Linked DNA regions of Mus musculus: region 1 is linked to region 2. Evidence: chromatin loops called from intact Hi-C (ENCODE). Cell type or tissue: heart. All regions are shown on one strand. Each heading gives the region's core, and the rest is flanking DNA. Links, peaks and the distances in the headings are about the cores only.

Region 1 (9,520 bases), core at 927-8,926, 130 kb after region 2:
TGTTTTGTGTAGGTTATTCTTCCTTCCTTCCTTCCTTCCTTCCTTCCTTCCTTCCTTCCTTCTTTCCTTCCTTCCTTCCTTCCTTCCTTCTTTCCTTCCTCCCTTCCTCCCTTCCTATTTCTTCTCTCTCCTTCTCTTCCTTCTTTCTCCTTTTTCTTCTCCTCCTTCTTCTCCTCCTCCTTCTTCTCCTTCTCCTCCTTCTTCTCCTCCTCTTCTATCTCCTTCTTCCCCTTCCCCTCCCCCTCCCCTCCCCCTCCTTCTCCTTCTTCCTCCTCCTCCTCTTCTTCTTCTTTCTTCTTCTCCTCCTCCTCCTCCTCCTCCTCCTCCTCCTCCTTCTTCTTCTTCTTCTTCTTCTTCTTCTTCTTCTTCTTCTTTCCCATCTTCCTCTTCCTCTTCTTCTTTGTTCTTATCAAGGCCTCATGTAGCCCAGGCTGGTCTCAAGCCTGGTATGTCCTAGAAGATGAGTCTCCACATCCTGAGTGCTCCTATCACAGGACACTGTGCCTTTTTTTTTTAAATGAAGAAGTGGCTCTGGGAAGCTAATTCAGGGTTGGTCGTGTGCATGATAGGCGAGCACTGTAGGAGCTGAATCACATCCCCAACCTTCTTATGCAAATGTGAAATCATCTTGACTTCAGAACCACTGCCCTTGGTTTCTAGATGAAGGCCATTCATGGCCTGCTCTTCATCTTTCTCACTTCAGTGGCATGCAAAATTCGAGGAGTCAAAACCTGTGGCAGATATCACGAGTTCAGATTGTTCAGTCTTTGTTCTAATTATCCCTCAATCTCTCTGTGTACCATATTTGTCTCTGTGTAATCTGACAATAGATCACAAAAGTGCATATTTAAATGTGTTATCTTATCCAAATAAACTAAAAACATTGAGAGTTTTACACTCTTGGATTCCCTTCTCTCTAGACTGTTATTACCAGTGGCCTCAGGCAAGTCACTTCTGATTCAGTTTTCAGTCAAACATAGCCTCTTGTAGTGCAATAAATGACTTTTCATGAAACGCCCCCATATAGAAAAACTAGAAATAATAACACTTTACACAATTAAGGTCATAGGTATTAATTATTTTAAGTTCTAAGCAGGGACATGGCAACAGTCTGTTTCTGGGACAGGATGCTTGCCTGTCACAGTGCTTTGTTCTCCTTGGTAATTACACATCATTTAAAAAGTATATTTTAAACAGGACTTCATGCTTAAGTCTTCTAAATACCATGTTCAAAGGATAACAATTTCATTATGGAAACATGGCTCTCTTTATTATCATGTTCTTTCCTGTAAATACTGGCTTGTGAGAGCCTTGAATTCATTCATGACCGTTACTATTCAGAATTCATTCTGTTCTACCCTGCTTACTATTTGAGATTTTGTCAGTTAATAGAATAAGATTGATTTTGAAAAGCATACCCTCTTGTAGGTGTTGTTTATTTCTTTTTGGTACTGTGTTGATAATTTCAATAGCTGCCATATTTTCTGTGTCTATTAGGTTAACCCAGTCCTTTCAGCTAACATAAGCTGCCAGTCCTGGATAACTTAGAGCGTTTATTAGCTAATTCATCTAATGTTACTTTAAAAATATTTTAAAGCTCTTGACTATTAGTATCTTCTGCATAGAACCATTTTTTAAAGAGTGATGTTTTAATATATATATATGTATGTATGTATGTATACACACACACACACACACATATATATATAACAAAACAAGAGAGGTGGGAGCCCTGTGGCATTAATCCTAACCACCATGGAACATGACCTCGAGTTTGCTTAACCTTTGCGTACCACAGCTCTCCTTTTCCTGGGATTGTCTCTTTGATAAGTGCCCTGCTTTGATGGCTCATTGGGACTAAGAAAATACTCCCTTACTTCTGACCAGGAATCCCTTAATTAGATGTTTATCTAATTACTCCAGAGAACTTAACACATTCTTGTTAGTTTTGGGGATCTTAAGCCCTTTTAGGAACTGGCCAAATACTTAAGAGTGTCTTCCTGTTTTGTTTTATTTTACTGCTCGGTAAAAGCACACATGGGGGAGACACTAACCCAAGACACTGGGACTCCAGCAGGAGCGCTGTCTTGACTTCAATACAATTGTTCTACACAACCCCATCTCCCACTTCTTGTAACTGAGTCTCACTCACCAGAATGGACGAGGTTAGAGCACCTTCAGACGTTCACAAAGGATCCAGGCATTTTTATGACATGTAAAGTCACTCATAGTAAAGTGTGAGAGATCACCATAGTTGCCATGTGATTCAGAGTCAAGTCCAGACTGGTTGAGAGAATCTTTATAGCCAGCTTATTTTCCTGAAAAGATGAGAGAGAGAGAGAGAGAGATAGAGAGAGAGAGAGAGAACAAACTTTCTCTTATGAGGTGCTATCAAGGACTGAGCTGCAAGAGAATAATTAAATGCACTTAAAAAAAAAACACCCTATTACCAAATATTTAAAAAGCCCAAACTCCTATCAAAATATAGTCACATTTTGGGGATGTTGCTCTGTGATTTACAGAGGCAGAGTTTGGAGACTTAGTTACCAAAATCCTCCAGGTCTTCATGGAGACAGATGAGTGGTCTTCCTGTTTAATAATTACATTTAAAACGAATTTCAGCAATCTCTTGTGATTTCAAGTCTGACAGAAAGGAGATGTGAGAAATTAAGCACGGTTACCAAGGCCTACCTGGTTCCGTATGTTGGAGAGGGGCGTGTCTCTATCTCCAGCCCTGGTTCCCTATGTTGGAGAGGGGCGTGTCTCTATCTCCAGCCCTGGTTCCCTATGTTGGAGAGGGGCGTGTCTCTATCTCCAGCCCTGGTTCCCTATGTTGGAGAGGGGCGTGTCTCTATCTCCAGCTTGTGTTTGGAATGAGCAGAGTTGGTCTCAAGCAAGTGCCACAACCGAAAATAAAAACAAGTCTTTGCATTAAAGTTAGACCTTCAAGGTGCAAGGAGGCAATTTTTCCCACAGTGCTCAACCAACATCTTCAGCTCTGACGTCATCCTTTCGGTGTTAAGGAGTCAGGTAAGTTAGGACAGACACATTTTCTGTGTTACCTGATCAAAGGAGTTATACTGAAATAGTTCTTTCTTGGTGTTTTGATTATATCATCAAATAATTGATCTGAGAAAGGAAGGGAATATCAAAGGAGGAAAACAGAGTCCCAGGAATTAGGAAAGCCCTGGTGGCTGCTTCAGGCTATCATCCAACCCTCTACCTAGGAGCCCCGGGGAGGCCGCTAGTTGGCTGGATGTCCTCCACCCACCTAGGTCCTGGGAACACCTGATCCATGTTCAATGTAGCCTCTCTGCAGCAGCTCCAAACAAGGACAATCCAGCCCCTAAGACTTCCATTCAATAAAGCCTGAATGCTGTATCAGTCTGCCCTGAGTAGTTTTGTTTTAAATGTCTGATTTTGCTACTGACTATCTTAAAGGGCCAGAGGACCTGGGAGGAGCAAATTGGAGCAGGAAGGAAATCCTTGAACCTCCAGGCTATGAGCTGTTTTTGGGAACACTGCAGCTCCTTTGCATAAGGCTAGGTGAGGAGAGATGTTACTCTGATTCTCCCTGCTGACTCAAAACAGGCTGAGGACCTTCCAGCCATACTGCCTCACCACAGCCTGGTTTAATGTCTGTAGAGTGAACATTTCTGTTTGGTAATTTCCTTTCTTGCTCAGGGTTTATCCTTTCACAAGGTTTTGCTTTCTTATCAGCTTGGCCACTGTTGCCACTATTGTAACTCAAATGTTGACAAAGCTGTGGGGATAGGACTCAAAACAAAACCACAGGGACAATTTGAAAAAGTTTTTTGTTTTGTTTTGTTTTGTTTTGTTTTGTTGTTTTGGCACGTTGCCTTCAAGAGTCCAGTTGTGGGTAACAAAGAAGGAAGCAAGTCCCAGACACACACAGGGAGACTAGACAGGAGTCTCTGACTTTCATCTCTTCGGAAAATAAATAACTCGAAGATGACTCTAAGAGCTGGACGTTACTGACAGACTCAGGGCTGTGTCCTGGAGGAGAGAGCTGATTGATCAGTGTTGGTTTCGACTCTGTTTCTACTGGTTTTGAACATATTTCTTGGCATCTACCAACATGTCACAAAGGATATCATCAAGCACTGGCTTCCAGCCACGCGATGGGTAGGAAGATGTCTGGCAGTTCTGTTCCAGATCTGGGTACACTAGTCAGGGTCTGTGAGTCCTGATATACTCTGGAGAAGAGTCACTTTTGGACGGGCCTCTCCTTGTAGTAATATGATCTTCAGCCACCTGTCAGGGGTCATGCTGGACTCTGGCCACATGCAGATGGTGAAGGCTCCATCCCATTCTCCTAGAGTTGAAAATGCCAAGAGATAAACAAAGGATTCTCAGAAAGTCCATGCTGAAAGACACGGGTCAGAGAGTACTCTCTGCAGACAGGAAGAAGAGTTCTCAAACAGACATGGGGAGTGCATGGCTTGGCCCCTCCAGCTGGCCAGGGAGGATGACATGAAACATCTGGTTTAGAAGGACACTTCCCCTAGAATACCTTACATAAGAAATGAATGCAGTTTATGGTAGACTTGAGGTTTATGCTCAACATTGTTCATGTGTATACAAATTTTTTGAAGCTATAAAGAAAACCCGCACTCTAAAATAATTCTGGCTCCAAGTAGTTTGGGAGAAGGTAAGGTAGAACTGGTCATGAGAGCTGATGAGGCAGAAGCAGACAGCTTCACTTTGCAGACCCTGCTTGTTGTCTTTATTGTGTGCTCAGCCTGTGCTAGGTACGTCCTGGGATTGTTTCACCAAATCTGTGTTCCAAATCTGAGTAGACCAATTTCCCAAGGAAGCTGAGACTAACAGAGACTGTGGAACTGTCCCAGGATCCCAGAGCTTGTAAGTGATAGGACAGAATTTCCTTCCAGGTTTGTGCTCAAGTGACCAAGTGACTGATTGTCGTTCATTCAGAGAAGAATGACAGCCGCAGCACAAGACCATGACCCTGGCCAAGTGCCTACAGTGACTTGTGCAGTACTCCAGGTTCTTTGCAAGAACTTATTGACCTAAAAAATCATCCCCAAGAGCATTCTACCATCTCCTCTTTGTAGCTGAGCCAATGAAGGCACAGGCAGGTTAGGTCTTTTGACCAAGGTTATACAGCTTATGATGTAAAAGGTCAAGGACTTAAACCCAAATGCTAACTGCAGAGCCCACACTTTTAAAGATCATGTTAGAAGTATGGAAATGTAATTTAAGATAGTGTGATAGTTTGTATATGCTCAGCCCAGGGAGTACCACTATTAGAAGGTGTGGCCTTGTTGGAGTAGGTGTGTCACTATGTGTGGGAGCTATAAGACCCTCATCCTGACTGCCTGGAAGACCATATTCTACTAGCAGCCTTCAGATGAAGATGTATAATTCTCAGCTCCTCCTGCGCCATGCCTGCCTGGATGCTACCATGTTCCCACCATGATAATAATGGACTGAACCTCCGAACCCATAAGTCAGCTCCAATAAATGTCCTTTATAAGAGTTGCCTTGGTCATGGTGTCTGTTCACAGCAGCAAAATCCTAACTAAGACAGGTGTGGAACTTCATCTGAAGATTCATGTCTTCAAGAGAGATTAATTGATTAGAATTCAACATGGTTGTATGACCTCAGGTGGTGGGTTTGGAAGTCACTGTTATACGTATTTGAAGACATCAGTGTACATGAGACCACGCTGGGGAAGGTTTATCTTATGTGTTCATGGCCAAGCATCTCTGGCTGGTTGAGTATCTCTTCATTATTGAAGGTGCTGCACCCCTTCTCAGAGACAAGCAGTCCCTGCCCTCCCTGGCACCTGTCTCATGCATGTAAATATTTGCCCACACACTGAGAAACCCTGCAGTGTGATTGTCACCATAGGTTTTGATTTGTTTCTTTTCAGCGTTTCTTGTCATTGGATATGTATGATACTCTGTCCTCTGAAGCTGCAGGGTTTGTAGTAGGAATGAAGTGGAGGCCTGGACAGCTACTCAGAGTTAAAAGCATCGTTTGCCAGGCTGTGATGATGGAGAATGGCCTTTGTTTTCTTTTCTTGATTTTCTTTTATTTATTATTTGACTGTTTGTTTGTTTGTTAGTTTGTTTTTCGAGACAGGGGTTCTCTGTATAGCTCTGGCTGTCCTGGAACTCACTTTGTAGACCAGGCGGGCCTCAAACTCAGAAATCCATCTGCCTCTGCCTCCTAAGTGCTAGGATTAAAGGCATGTGCCACCACCCCCCAGCTATTTCACTGTTTCATACATGTATGTGACATATCTTCATTATATCTACCCCAACTCCCTCCTCCCGCTACCAGGCCTCCCCTACATATTCTGCTCCCACCTCCTGGCCCATCAAATGTTCCCCTTGCAGCCCCTGGACCATTCATGTATTCTCTTCCCGTCCCAAGGCCATGCCCAGTATATCCCCCCACTTTCTAAGACCATCACCTTTTCATAACCTCCCCATATCTTCCCCCTTCCCAGTCCCCCAACTTTCCCTCCCCAACTCTTGGTTGTATTCAGTACTAACTATCAGTTAATACTAATTATCAGATAATACTAATTGTCACTTTTCTCTTCTCTGGATGGTGGGAAGGCACCTATGGCAAGATTGTGGTCATTCTGAACAAACCCACACACTGGCTGTCACACACACACCAGAGAAGAAACGAAACACACAGGAGCTCTTTCCCAGAACTCTATATTTTCCTCAGAAGACAGGAAAAGCTCAAAAATCTACTGAAAATAACAAGAACATTGTCAGAAAAAAATGCTTCTGAAGTAGAGAGGCAGGTATTTATTGTGTGTCCTCCTTGAATGGCCTAAACACCAAAATGACCTGTAAAGACACCAGCCACCAAGGAAATGGTCATTTTATTTGTGGGAAATTGAATTTTCTCCAACTGAAGTCCATTTTGTCCTTCCCCTAGTGTTTGGAACGCACATGTGAAACATGAACCTTGGAAGCTGAACTGTTTTCCCGTTGTGTTTTAAACAAGCCTCTCTGGGTTTTTATTTCACTGTTTTGGGGTGCCTCAAACCCAGGCCTATAAGTGCAAGGGAGTTCGAATGCTCAGGAAGGCCACACCAGGTTACTTTGTTTTAGGCAGCTTTCTGTAGGCAACAGCCATCCGGGGAACAGAAGATTTTAGGGGAACGTCTCGTGGAGGAGCATTCACTACACCATTGCATCTATGTGGCTCTTCTAAATCACAGCCCAATGTTGATGATAATGTGTCTCTACTTTTAACTGTTGAGAGTTAATATTATAAAGGATAGATTGCCACCGTCATGGGGATTGTTACATAGTAGACCAAAGACTTGGGTCTATATCAAAAGAATATCAAACCCTTTTACCATTTGCTTCTTAAAAATAATAGCTGCTCTGAGAAGAGTTTGCAGTGCTGTGTTTTTGGTCTCCTGTGAGCTGAAGGACCTTCCAGTCCCCTCAGTAGTAGGTGTAACCACAGGGTTTCTTTCTGAAACCCTGAGAGTTGATCCCAGTGACATCTGTGGACTGCTTTCTCCTGCTAGGCCCTGCAGCATCTCCTAAAAGAACATTTCCTTGTATACAAAGCACCAGGAAGGCCTGTCCTCTAAGCCTCATTAACTCAGCCCACGTGACAGGAGTCCATCAAGGGTAGGCAAATTCAGCCTTAAACCCTTTACCCTCAGAGTTGGTGGCCCGGGCTATCAACTGGGTGATATGGAGAAGAATGTTCCTAGAAATGAATTCTTTCATAAACATGTTGACTTCATACTCTGGCTGAAAAACTTAAAAGATGTATTTAAGAAAGGGTTCCAGAGATTTCCCTCTCTTGCTTCAGCCTGAGGTCAGATATGCCAGCAAGAAAGACGCTGCAACAGGATCCTTCTGCACACGTTTATTGGGAGAGCTTGATTGCAGAGGCGAAGAGACCCCAAGCCCAGAACTGGTGCTGCTTATATAGGCCTAGGAGAGGCGTGTCTCACACCCGGATTGGTTATGCATCCTACCTCATTTGCATGTCTCACATCTGATTGGTTATTCTCTCTCAGTACCTCACAGAACCTCATTAACATACCTCATTTGCATGTCTCACATCTGATTGGTTATTCTCTCAGTACCTCACAGAACCTCATTAACATACCTCATTTGCATGTCTCACATCTGATTGGTTATTCTCTCAGTACCTCACAGAACCTCATTAACATACCTCATTTGCATGTCTCACATCTGATTGGTTATTCTCTCAGTACCTCACAGAACCTTATTATCATTCCTCGTCATTATCATACCTTATTTGCATGTCTCACATCTGATTGGTTATTCTCTCAGTACCTCACAGAACCTCATTATCATGCCTGGGCCAGGCAGTATCTTGGAAAAAAACTTTACTGCATATGTACACATTGGTTGTTTGCCCAAACTTATGCATGGTGGCCAGCAGTAGCCAGCGCCACTCTGCAACGGCACATGTGGCTTCCCACAAGATAGGACAAGATTGCTGCTCCTGCTGCTGTTGCTGCTGCTGCTGCTGCTGCTGCAGTTCATGGCTAAGGCTGTGCACCTTGCAGCACAAGACAGACACAGGAAGAGACCAGAACAATATATTGCTCCCACAACGTGCCACAGTGGGTTGCTTTCTCTTGCTAGACCCCTCACTAGAGCCTGCAGCATCCCCCAAAAGACTGCCTCCTGCTGGAGACAGATCCCACATCTGGGGACACAGCTTGCACTCCTCATTCGGCTCTTGCTAGATATGAAGATGACTGTTGTCTTAGTCAGGGTTTCTATTCCTGCACAAACATCATGACCAAGAAGCAAGTTGGGGAGGAAAGGGTTTATTCGGCTTACACTTCCATACTGCTGTTCACCAGCAAGGAAGTCAGGACTGGAACTCAAGCAGGTTAGAAAGCAGGAGCTGATGCAGAGGCCATTAAGGGATGTTCTTTACTGGCTTGCTTCCCCTGGCTTGCTCAGCCTGCTCTCTTATAGAACCAAGACTACCAGCACAGGGATGGCACCACCCACAAGGGGCCTTTCCCCCTTGATCACTAATTGAGAAAATGCCTTACAGCTGGATCTCATGGAGGCATTTCCTCAACTGAAGCTCCTTTCTCTGTGATAACTCCAGCTGTGTCAAGTTGACACAAAACTAACCAGTACAACTATGCTATGGAAAGAGCCACAGAAAGAAAGAGACAAGCGTGCCTGCTGCTGACATTCATGCTGTTGACAAAGCCTCAGTTCCCACTGAGGAAGCCAGAATAACTTCCTGTTTTTTCACTCAGACAATTGGAATTTATTGTTGACTATAAAATAGAGTCCCTTTTGTACAGATTGACCTCTTTCTCTTCTTATTTGTGTGTATGTGTGCATTCATGTACGTGTGCACATGTGGGAAGGGGTACCCAAACATGTGCATGCAGAGGCCAGAGGTGGAAGTTATCTGTCTTCCTCAGTCTTTCTCTAGGATACTTTCTGAGACAGACACTCCTTGAGCTTGGAGCTTTCTGATTGG
Region 2 (9,520 bases), core at 411-8,410:
GAATGCCCCATGTATTGAAGCATTCTGACCTCTATATTATCCATGCCAGGAAAACGTACAACTCATATACCGCCTTCAGACTTCGGCCAGCCTTCCTCCAGCTTGAGAAGTGCCTAGCTCAGGTCTTGTGGCAGCAACAGTAATGTATTCTCAGTTCCACTCTGCTTCAGAGCTTTAAATCAGACGGCATCTTCATCCTGCACGGGCCTTCCTGAGGACTCCACAAGCATCCTGATGTCACTCAGCTCGCTCACAGGTCACCTCTGTGTGGACAGCAGTCCAGCACCTCCTCCTCGTCCCTGTCTCTCTCTGTATCACATGTTCCCTCCTGAACTGACATTCACACTGCTCAGCTGCTTTGTGCGCGACCTCACTCACTAGAACTTAAAATCCCGTGGAGCCGAGAGTTGGGTTTGCTCGCTGATGTGTTCTATTCAGAAGCTCACATGTCCTGTCTGTGAGTGATGTCAGGGGTCTGCCCCGTTACAGGCAAATCCAGAGCCTAGAACAGTCTGCTGAGGAACGGAGGGTAGGAGGACGTCTCTCACAGCCATGGATAGACTGACCACAAACCCTTTGCTCTTCATTTGTGATTACTGAATACTATGGATTCTTCCTATCATGGAAGAGTTATACAAAAAGGGATAGTTCTAATATGCAAGTTGAATAGGTCCTTGGAAGTTAATTTCCCTTTCCCGTGGAAAAGGACATCGTGAGGCTATTGTTTCCTTCCCCTTCGCTAAGGCGTTTTCAAAATGCCAAGAAAGCGAAGCTAGGAATTCAACCAATGGCTTCATGCCTGCCTCAAAAGCAAGTGGTTGTTTTTTGTTTGTTTGTTTTTTGTTTTTTGTTTTTTTTAATTTAAAATACTTAAAATGCATTTTTCTCTTTTCTTTTTTGTCTTACTGAAATAGTTTCTCGTCAAGAGGGATATAAACTGGGAAGCAAACTAGACTAAAATGTGCCAGAGAGATCCACGATGAGCGGTAATGGCTATGTCCTGTCTGCAGAAGGATTCTGTGTTCACAAACAACTATAGGGCTCCCCAGACATGAGTGCTTGCAGGCAGACGACAATGTGTCTTGTGAACAGGTGTATTCTTGAGGGTCTTGAAGCAGTGATCATCTGTGTGTCGGTCTCATTATGACAAAGGAAATGTGACTTTGTGTTCGGAGTCAGTATCTACAATCCAGACGACCAGGGTTCAAGTACAGTGCCACCATCACTGGCTGGCACCTTGGCGAGCATGCCTCACCATGGCTCAGTCTCAGTTCCCTCATCGGTGAAGAAGCGCAGACACACGTTATGTTACTCATGGAGTTGTTGGGTTTATTACATGAGAAAACTTGTAGGAAGTCAGGGGTGGCTCTGGCTCTCGGAAACCTCTCAGGCCTGCTGGTCTCATGTGAATGCTGTGTTATCACTCTTCCAAAGTAAGGAAACCCTGAGAATACTGGCATAGGAGGTTTCCTGGTTCTGCTGGGCTCAATTCTGGTGCAGTCTAGGCAGGAAAATTGAAAAAACTATGGAAGAACAACTTGTTTTCTCATTTATATAATACTTATTCCAGTCATTTGCACAAATATTTATGGTGGGAATTCAAGAGAAATCATAAAGGAAAAAAAAGAATTATGAATCTTCAACTTGTGTGTGTGTTTGTGCAGAGGAAAAGGGGACCTATGCTTACCTCCTTTAAAACAAACTAATTTCATTATGTTTTAGTAAGAATTAGCTATTTTTGTGAACCCAGCATAAACACACTCATACAAAAGAATGTAAAATCAAACATTCTCCCCTACTGTTTCCAGACAACACCATTAGCATATTGTTCAACTTCTTTTCAGAAATTGTCTCACATAAGATTTTAGAATCTGTTCTAAGACCTAATTTTATATTTTGAAAGTTTTAATTATAAAAGAGATTAAAAACTTGAAGTGGGCAACATATGGAAAACTGGCCTAGAATGGGCTCTCCTTTTCCATGTGTTGGTAGATGCATGTCTGTCTGCCTGCCTGTCCGTATCTGTCTCTCTCTCTCTCTCTCTCTCTGGTGTGTGTGTCTGTGTGTCTATTGCTAGGAAGGGATCCCAGAGCTTTGCCCATGCCAGGCAGGCACTCTATCACTGAGATATACACCAGTCCTTGAAATCAACATTTTGTAAAGTAGTGAGATCTGGGTCTTGGAACCAGCTGTGTAATTTTTCAGTGTTTAACTCTCAACGCTCATTGTTCCTACTAGAGAAATGGGATAATTACACATATGGATCAAAGCAGTAAGCTTACCTCACAAAAGTGTATCCTGACAGAGCCTTGGTCTGGGTTAGCTCTTTACCATCCTTCCCTATCCAGGGGCTCTGAGAAAGCCCACACAGCTAATCGTTTGTTAGCTGCAAGAACCTTTCCTCTCACCCTCTTGTTTTGTCATTTTAAGCTTTAGAGGGAATCTTGGGAAGGCATGTCCAAATATGTGACTGACTCTGAGTTCAGGAGTAGCTCAAAATGAATCCATCCACCTGATGTGTATATACCAGGGGTTCTCTAGCTCAAGGTGGGAAGGAGCAGGGAGGTCGATCAGTTCCAACCTCTGGAGAATGAAGATGCAAGACTCATGTCACCAGTACAGCCACTGGCTTGAAGCCCAGCCGAGTTTCCTGCTGAGCATTTGGAGTCACCCAGCTCCAAGCCTACCCTTCACAGAATTTTCTACATTGGAGTCTCTGATTTGAAAACTAAGACTCTCTTGCTAACAAAAATATTCAGAAACAACAGCTGTAAACAATATTGTTGTTATAACGAGTTTCAGGAACTTGAAAGCATTTCTTACGGTCTCCGTTTAATAATGCTCAGAGATATTGCCTCTCTCTGCATCCTCAGATGACGATCCAATACACTGTCTGTCTCGAGTATTTATAGATCCCTCTGGAGCTCCTGTTCTATTTTAATATTTTTTCTGTGTATGTGTGTGTGTGTGTGTGTGTGTGTGTGTGTGTGTATGTGTGTGTGTGTGTGTATGTGTGTGTGTGTGTGTGTGTGTGTTCGTGTGTGTTCGACTGTTTCTTAAAGAAGGACTTTAATTGTACCTGGTATTTGCCAACATTAAATACAAGTATCTCTTATTTTTCCTTCCATATCCACCATGATGGGTACTAACAGACACATGAGGCACAAGTTGCTACAAGAGTTCTACGTGTAAGAGAAGCATTCTTGAGTTAATGCTCAGGTGGAAAGTATGATGGTATCCTTTGCCCATGACAAAGTTAGTGCTCCCTTATACTCAGCAAATTTGCCATCTGAGTAGATTTGACTACTTGCATTGTTGATGAGTAGAGTTGTGAATATTCACTATGTCCTTCCAAAGCTATTTACTGTTTTCTACATTTCCTATAGTGAACACTCACAAATGTTGGGAAGTGATGTAATTCTACAAAGATCCGATGTATCAGATGGTCCAGTCATGCCTACAGCACTTAATACTATATCCTTGGGTTGTGATCTGCATAACACGCAGGTTCTTTTGTGGATAGGTTTTGGGGTTTATATTACTTTGATAGATTAGAAATGGCTCAAGGTCCGGCATGGAGTCTTCCATTGTTGAGTTATCCCTGCCTGTCAAAAAAAAAACAAAAAAAAAAAAAAAAAAAAAAAAAACCAAAAAAAAACCTCTACTATTGTCAGTGAGCCACTCAACTGACCATAAGGAGAAATGAACAGGGATTAATAAATGATACTTCCCTTTCCCCATCAAATTTACAGTTCACCGTTACATACAAAATGTATAAAGCCCATTCTGACCAAGCTTTTATTGGATTGTTAATGGTAGCACTGATGCAAAAAACTTTTACGTGAAAAAGAAGCAACTTCTCCCCGACTATAGCCAAGCACAAACAGTTCTGGCTTTTCGAGCACTTAACAGGTAATTTTCCTTCTGTGCTTCTCCTGGATGCTGCTCCGATGTGGGTGTGGATGATAAAATTGACTCAGTGCCAAAAGCCCCAACTATCTCCAGCAGTTCTTGCCCCTTGAGAGTCCGACTTGCTGTGGAAATCCCTCCAAAATCAAGGCAACATCTGTGATCTTAAGCCTGCCATCTGTAATAGGTTTCTGTTAAGATGAAAATCTGATGTAAATGATGGAACTGAGGACCTCAGACTCGATGCACAGAACCGCCATCTGTGAGAAGAAAAAAACCCAAACACCTTGTTTGTCTGCTCAGAAGAGATGTGGAGCTTGGAAATAGAAAGGAGACAGTTAGGCAGCAGTGGCCGGAGAATCTCAGAAGCCAGGCATCAGTACAGGACTTAAGGGGGACTAGTTAGAAATGTCTCAGTGATTTTCTGGGTGAGGGGCATCCCAATTCTTTTTAGGCTCAACGGTGCTTGCACACGTCTTCCTTGTTACTGAGGCTTCCGCACTGTTAGAGGTGTTTTGATGGGACTGGTCCACAGGGCACAGTGTATGTAGTCAGCAATCTTTAGCCCAAGGCATGCTCGAGGTTAACAGAAGCCCTGAGCACTCCCTGAGGCCCAGGGCCTCTCTCTGTGTCTGGCAAGAGAACAGTAGTACACGCCCTTTGCCTCACACACAAGGACAATCCTCCTTGGGAGAATGGGAGGTGAGCCAATTTGCTAATACGAAATGAGCAGAAGTATTATGAGCACTCCCCGAGTAATTAGGGAAGGTGATACGAGCAAATTGGAACCTCAGATGAACTCCCTAGGAAAGACGTTGTTCACAGGCTGAAGGAAGCTGAAGTCTGTGGGAGCACCCTTAGAGTATGACGTGCGGGGAGGGATGAAACCAAGGGTGGTTCCTATGGATAAACCACGAGGGGATGCTATTGGTGCTGCAGAGGTGGGTGTGGATATCCACCCACCTGGGGAAAACACCAAGGGTAAACAACAGAACTCTGAATAAAGTAGGTTATTTTGAAATACACCAACACAATCTGGTTATAGGGCATCCATCCATTCAAAGGCATGGCTCGCTGTGGTAAATGGGACCACATGTCAAGGATTATCTTAGTGGACATAGGAGATTCTCACACACGTCCTACATGGGCATTTTGTGGAGCTATCAAAACTCTTTTGTTCTTACCTTGTGCCCATCTTCCAAAATCAGTGTGTCTGCTCTTGCTGAGGCGCCCGGGCACACTGCCTGACCAGTGGGCAGGTCCTTGTCCAAGTAGCCAGATCTCACTCTTGCTAGGGAAGAGCACTGTTTACTAAAATAGTTTGTCTTTAGATGCCAAAGGAAATCAAATTGTAATCAAAAGCTGAGAACAGGCTGAAGTCATCAAGGCTGTCCACTCCAGATTTGGCATCTCTGCATGTTCCCAGGCCTATTAACTACGATACGTTTACAAAAGGGAAAAGCTTTATTGCTTTCAGAATTTGTTTTAAATAATGGCCCAGCGAGGCACTGATGCAACAGACCGCAGTGGCGTCTACAGTGGTTCCTGTAGTTTTCAGGAACACAGAGATACAGGGAGGGAGGGGGAAAGGTTTTATCGACATGGCTCGATAAAGACAGAATGTATTTAGCTGAACTTTGAAATCACAGGAGATGCTGACCAAACTACCAGGGAGACTCTGCTGTGGTCAGTGTATTGTGCCAGTGATGTGGAGAGATGCTAGATCAGTGGGTAAAGGCTCCATCCCTGGGACCTGCTTGGCAGCAGAAAAGCAATTTTTCACACCACAAGATTTTACTTCCCTCCCCACTCTCATGCCATGCTATATCACATACATGTACCCCCATACATAAATGAATAAATATAACATACAGAGACTAAGGACTAGCCTAGTGGGGGTGGGATTTGTAATCCCAGTGTTTGGGAGGCAGAGACAAGAAGATCAGAAGTTTGCCGGGCGTGGTGGCGCTAGCCTTTAATCCCAGCACTCGGGAGGCAGAGACAGATGGATTTCTGAGTTCGAGGCCAACCTGGTCTACAAAGTGAGTTCCAGGATAGCCAGGGCTACACAGAGAAACCCTGTCTCAAAAAAAACAAAAAAAACAACAAAAACAACAAAAAGAAGATCAGAAGTTCAAGACTGTCTTTGGCTATAGGAGGCCTTGTTTTAAACAATGAAAAAAGAGAGTAAAAGGGATGGCTTTCCATGTCCAATATATATAGAAGAAAGTACGATCCAGTGGTTCTCAACCTGTGGGTCGAGACCCCCGAAGAATCAAAACGTCCTTTAATAGGGTCGAATACCGGATATCCTGCATATCATATATTTACATCACAATTCATAACATTAGCAAAACTAGTTATGAGGTAGCAATGAAATAGTGTAATGGTTGGGGTCACCCCAACATGACTAAATGTATTTTTAAAAGGGTTTCAACATGAGGAAGGTTGCAAATCACTGGTTTAGAGAATAATCCTAGGATATTTCATTTGTTTGAAAGTTTTTTGGTCTGTTGTTGTTGTTGCTGCTGTTGCTTTGTTTCCTGCCGAAAAGAACTGATTTCTGTTAAAATGGAAAACGCTAAAGAAAACTGTTCTTTCCGCTTTCAAAGCAGGATGTGTGCAGTTGGTCTCTGTCTCGGGGGCTTTGTCACAACTCTCAGCAGTGACTTCTCTTTCTCGGGTGATTTTTTTTTTTTTAATGAGAAAATGTTAGGCAGTACAGCAAATCTGAGTAGAAGTCACAGGGTAGGACGGCATCCCCATACTCTAATTTATTTCTTTCTTTTAATTCCATTTAGCAGAAAGTTAAGCACCCCATTTCGGCATGCAATTCCCCTAAATAAAAAGAAAAAAGAAAAAGAAAAACAAAAGAGCCGAAAGCTTTGAGGACTAATGGGCCAGCCAGCCGGGGCATCTCACTGTAACATCGTAGTAAGGTTTATATATGGAGTCCGTTTTCCGTCTTGGCACCAATTCACGAGTGCTAGAAGCAGGCTACTATAAAATAAACCCTTCGCCTCAGTGCGGCATGGCCGAGCTGTCTTCTCATCAAGCTGCAGCTTTGTAGTATGTGAGTTAGTCCGGGCCAAGGCTAGAGAGGAAACGATTATCCCACCAGAGGCTCCGAGGGGAGAATTAAAGTCATCAGAGCTGGCAGGGCTAGGCCTTTTCTTTGAACACAGGAATCCTGCTTCAATTCATCATGACCCCTCGTGGAGGGTAGTGGGGAGAGGACACGCTTGGATTCTTCCTGTACCAAAGGAGTCATTTATAAGGTCTCTTCTCACCCTCCAGAAATAGGAGAGACTAGCTTCTTGGCAGAGGGAGGAAGGAGGAATGTGCGAAGTAGGGCAGAGAATCTACAATGGAGTTCTTCAAAGCTAGTCTAAAATGCAGTGGAAAACCTATCCTAAAACCACCCAGGGCACTCAAGGAAGCAGAGGTCGGAGGTCAGGGAGCCAGGGTGGTGCTGGGTCAGGGTGCTTGGCCAAAGTGAAGCAGCTGTATTTCCTTTTGAGGGTCACCTCTGACTCCTCATGCTGGAAGTGTGGACCACTGCCTCTGGCCTTGATCAAATATTGTGATCTTCCAGGTGTGCCCTAGTACCTGGTGGAGACAGCCACTTGGGGAATATGGGTAATCTCCCCAGTGAGAGGGTCTATCTCTCCATAGCTTCTCTTTATAGGCAGTGACCTACATTGCGATGAAGAGAATAACGTGTGTCCTGCCTAATTTAGGAGCATACCCAGTGCCCTTGGCAAAATGACTGTCCTCATCTTTGTAAGGATCACATCCTGTGGAGAGACACCTCGGCAGAAATTTAATCCAAAGAAAGTCTTTCCTCAAAGTCTAGTAATAAAAGAATAAATCTGAATAAAATACCAAAATACTGTTTATAGATGCATGCTAGGAGCTTTTTTATGCCCATCAAAAAAAAAAAAAACAAAAAAACAAAAAAACAAAAAAAACAAACCAACAAAAAACCCAAAACCCAAAACAAACAAACAAAAAACCAGGGCCAAGAACCCCACAGGAACCCCCACCGCCACAGACATTTTCTAGAACCTCTCTCCTTGTTGGTTTTTTGTTTGTTTGTTTGTTTTTTAAATGAGCATTAGTTTTGTGATCCTGTGAAGTTCTCCAGAATGTCAGCTGAAAGCTTCTTGTTATCACCCAGGCAGTACAACCACAGCGAGGCACTAAGAATATAATACAGTGCACGAGCGTTATTGCCGGAGATCATTCAGCATCAGGCCCCAGCCGCCATGCAGCCACACAGCACTTCCTTTGGGGGTGACCTAATGTGGGGAACAATACAGAACACATAAATGGATTTCCTCCCCTTTGGTGACTGGGCTGTCCCCATTGTGTATCTTTATGAGGCATTGAAAACTGGGAAGTGTCTTGACAAAGGGCCTCTCCGGCCTCCAGGATCGATGGCTCTTTCTCACTATTCTTTGTTCCTCAGATAAGTTCATAGATTGTTTTCCCTGTACAACCGGGGTGCTGACTAAGCTCGGGGTGGCCACCACTAAACTGGGCACCAATGGTTGGACTGGCCAGTGGCCAGTGGCAAGACCCTTTGGAAATATCCATTTATTGTCACTGAATAGATTGGTTCATGGGACCTCTGTGGTTGGTCAAAGCTGGGGGTAGGGGGCTTGGGGCAAGATGTGGACTCTATGCAGTTACTGGGTTATTCAGAATAAGAGCTCAGAGTCAGAGTCTAGTTCAGTCACGGGGCTTCTGTCTGATATGTGTAAAGGACAGGGTTCTACCCCTCAGGAGAGAGAGAGAAACGGACAAATTGGGACAATGAGAGACTGAGAGAGTAAGAGAATCTAGAATGAACCCTCAATTTTTGTCCTGTAACCAGAGAATGTTCTGTCCCTCCTTCCTAAACCAAGAGGAAGGAGGGGCTTCGACAGTTCACTCACAGTGCTTCCAGGGTACTGAGTGGGAGAAGAGAGGAGCCATCATCCAGCTTAGAAGAGGTACTTCTGATCCATCCTGCCAGACAGACACCAGAGGCCACCCTGTGGGCTGCCCTGGAACTAAACTGAAACACAGAGGCGTTCATGGGTTCCATTCGTATTTACTATGAGCGGAGCATTGTGAAAGAGGCAGATGTGTTAAAGACACACTCCCACACATCAGGATTACGTCACGGCCAGATTTAAGCACCCACAAGGTCTAAATGACTTCATCACAGAAAGGCCATTGTCTTGGATCCTATTATATGACACGGCTCTTTTCTTGAACATTCTTGGCTTGCCACCTGGACTCTGCCTTTGTTTCCTCTTTTAAACCTGGGACACACTTGGTCAAGGAGCCATTGTGTGTTATTGTGAAGGGCACCTTCACGTCATGGCTCACATTCCTTTATCTCTCAGATGAGGGAGTCTCTCTGTTGAGGCTGAGACCCTTCTGGATGCCCCGAGAGTGGTCAGAGCGATGTGTAAAGGCTGACCAAGCTATTTGCTTCCTTGTTTTAAGTAATTCCTAAGCGTTGCTCCTCAAGACCAGGCTCCATCACTCTTCAGTTACTCAACTCATAGAGTTCCCAGGCTGTGGCAGTCTATGACCTAATAATCATGGGCTAGAAATC

The links. Peaks named below come from ENCODE experiments on the same cell type or tissue, not always from the same donor. Only the 100,000 strongest peaks of a DNase experiment are listed, where the experiment ranks them.
Region 1: a loop joins it to region 2, with 2.7 times the contacts of the local background. A loop is called at or near these places in 2 of 42 quality-filtered maps.

Annotation. Positions count from the first base shown.
Region 1 is chr8:8,955,541-8,965,060 of GRCm38, forward strand. No RefSeq gene overlaps it. Among named protein-coding and RNA genes, the nearest start is that of 4933430N04Rik, 170 kb to the right of the region's middle. In heart, for the core only: a CTCF peak has its summit at 2,058; a DNase peak (open chromatin) is centred at 4,901; H3K27ac peaks cover 278 bases.
Region 2 is chr8:8,822,455-8,831,974 of GRCm38, forward strand. No RefSeq gene overlaps it. Among named protein-coding and RNA genes, the nearest start is that of Gm39127, 100 kb to the left of the region's middle. In heart, for the core only: no CTCF peak of the experiment used is centred there; a DNase peak (open chromatin) is centred at 4,597.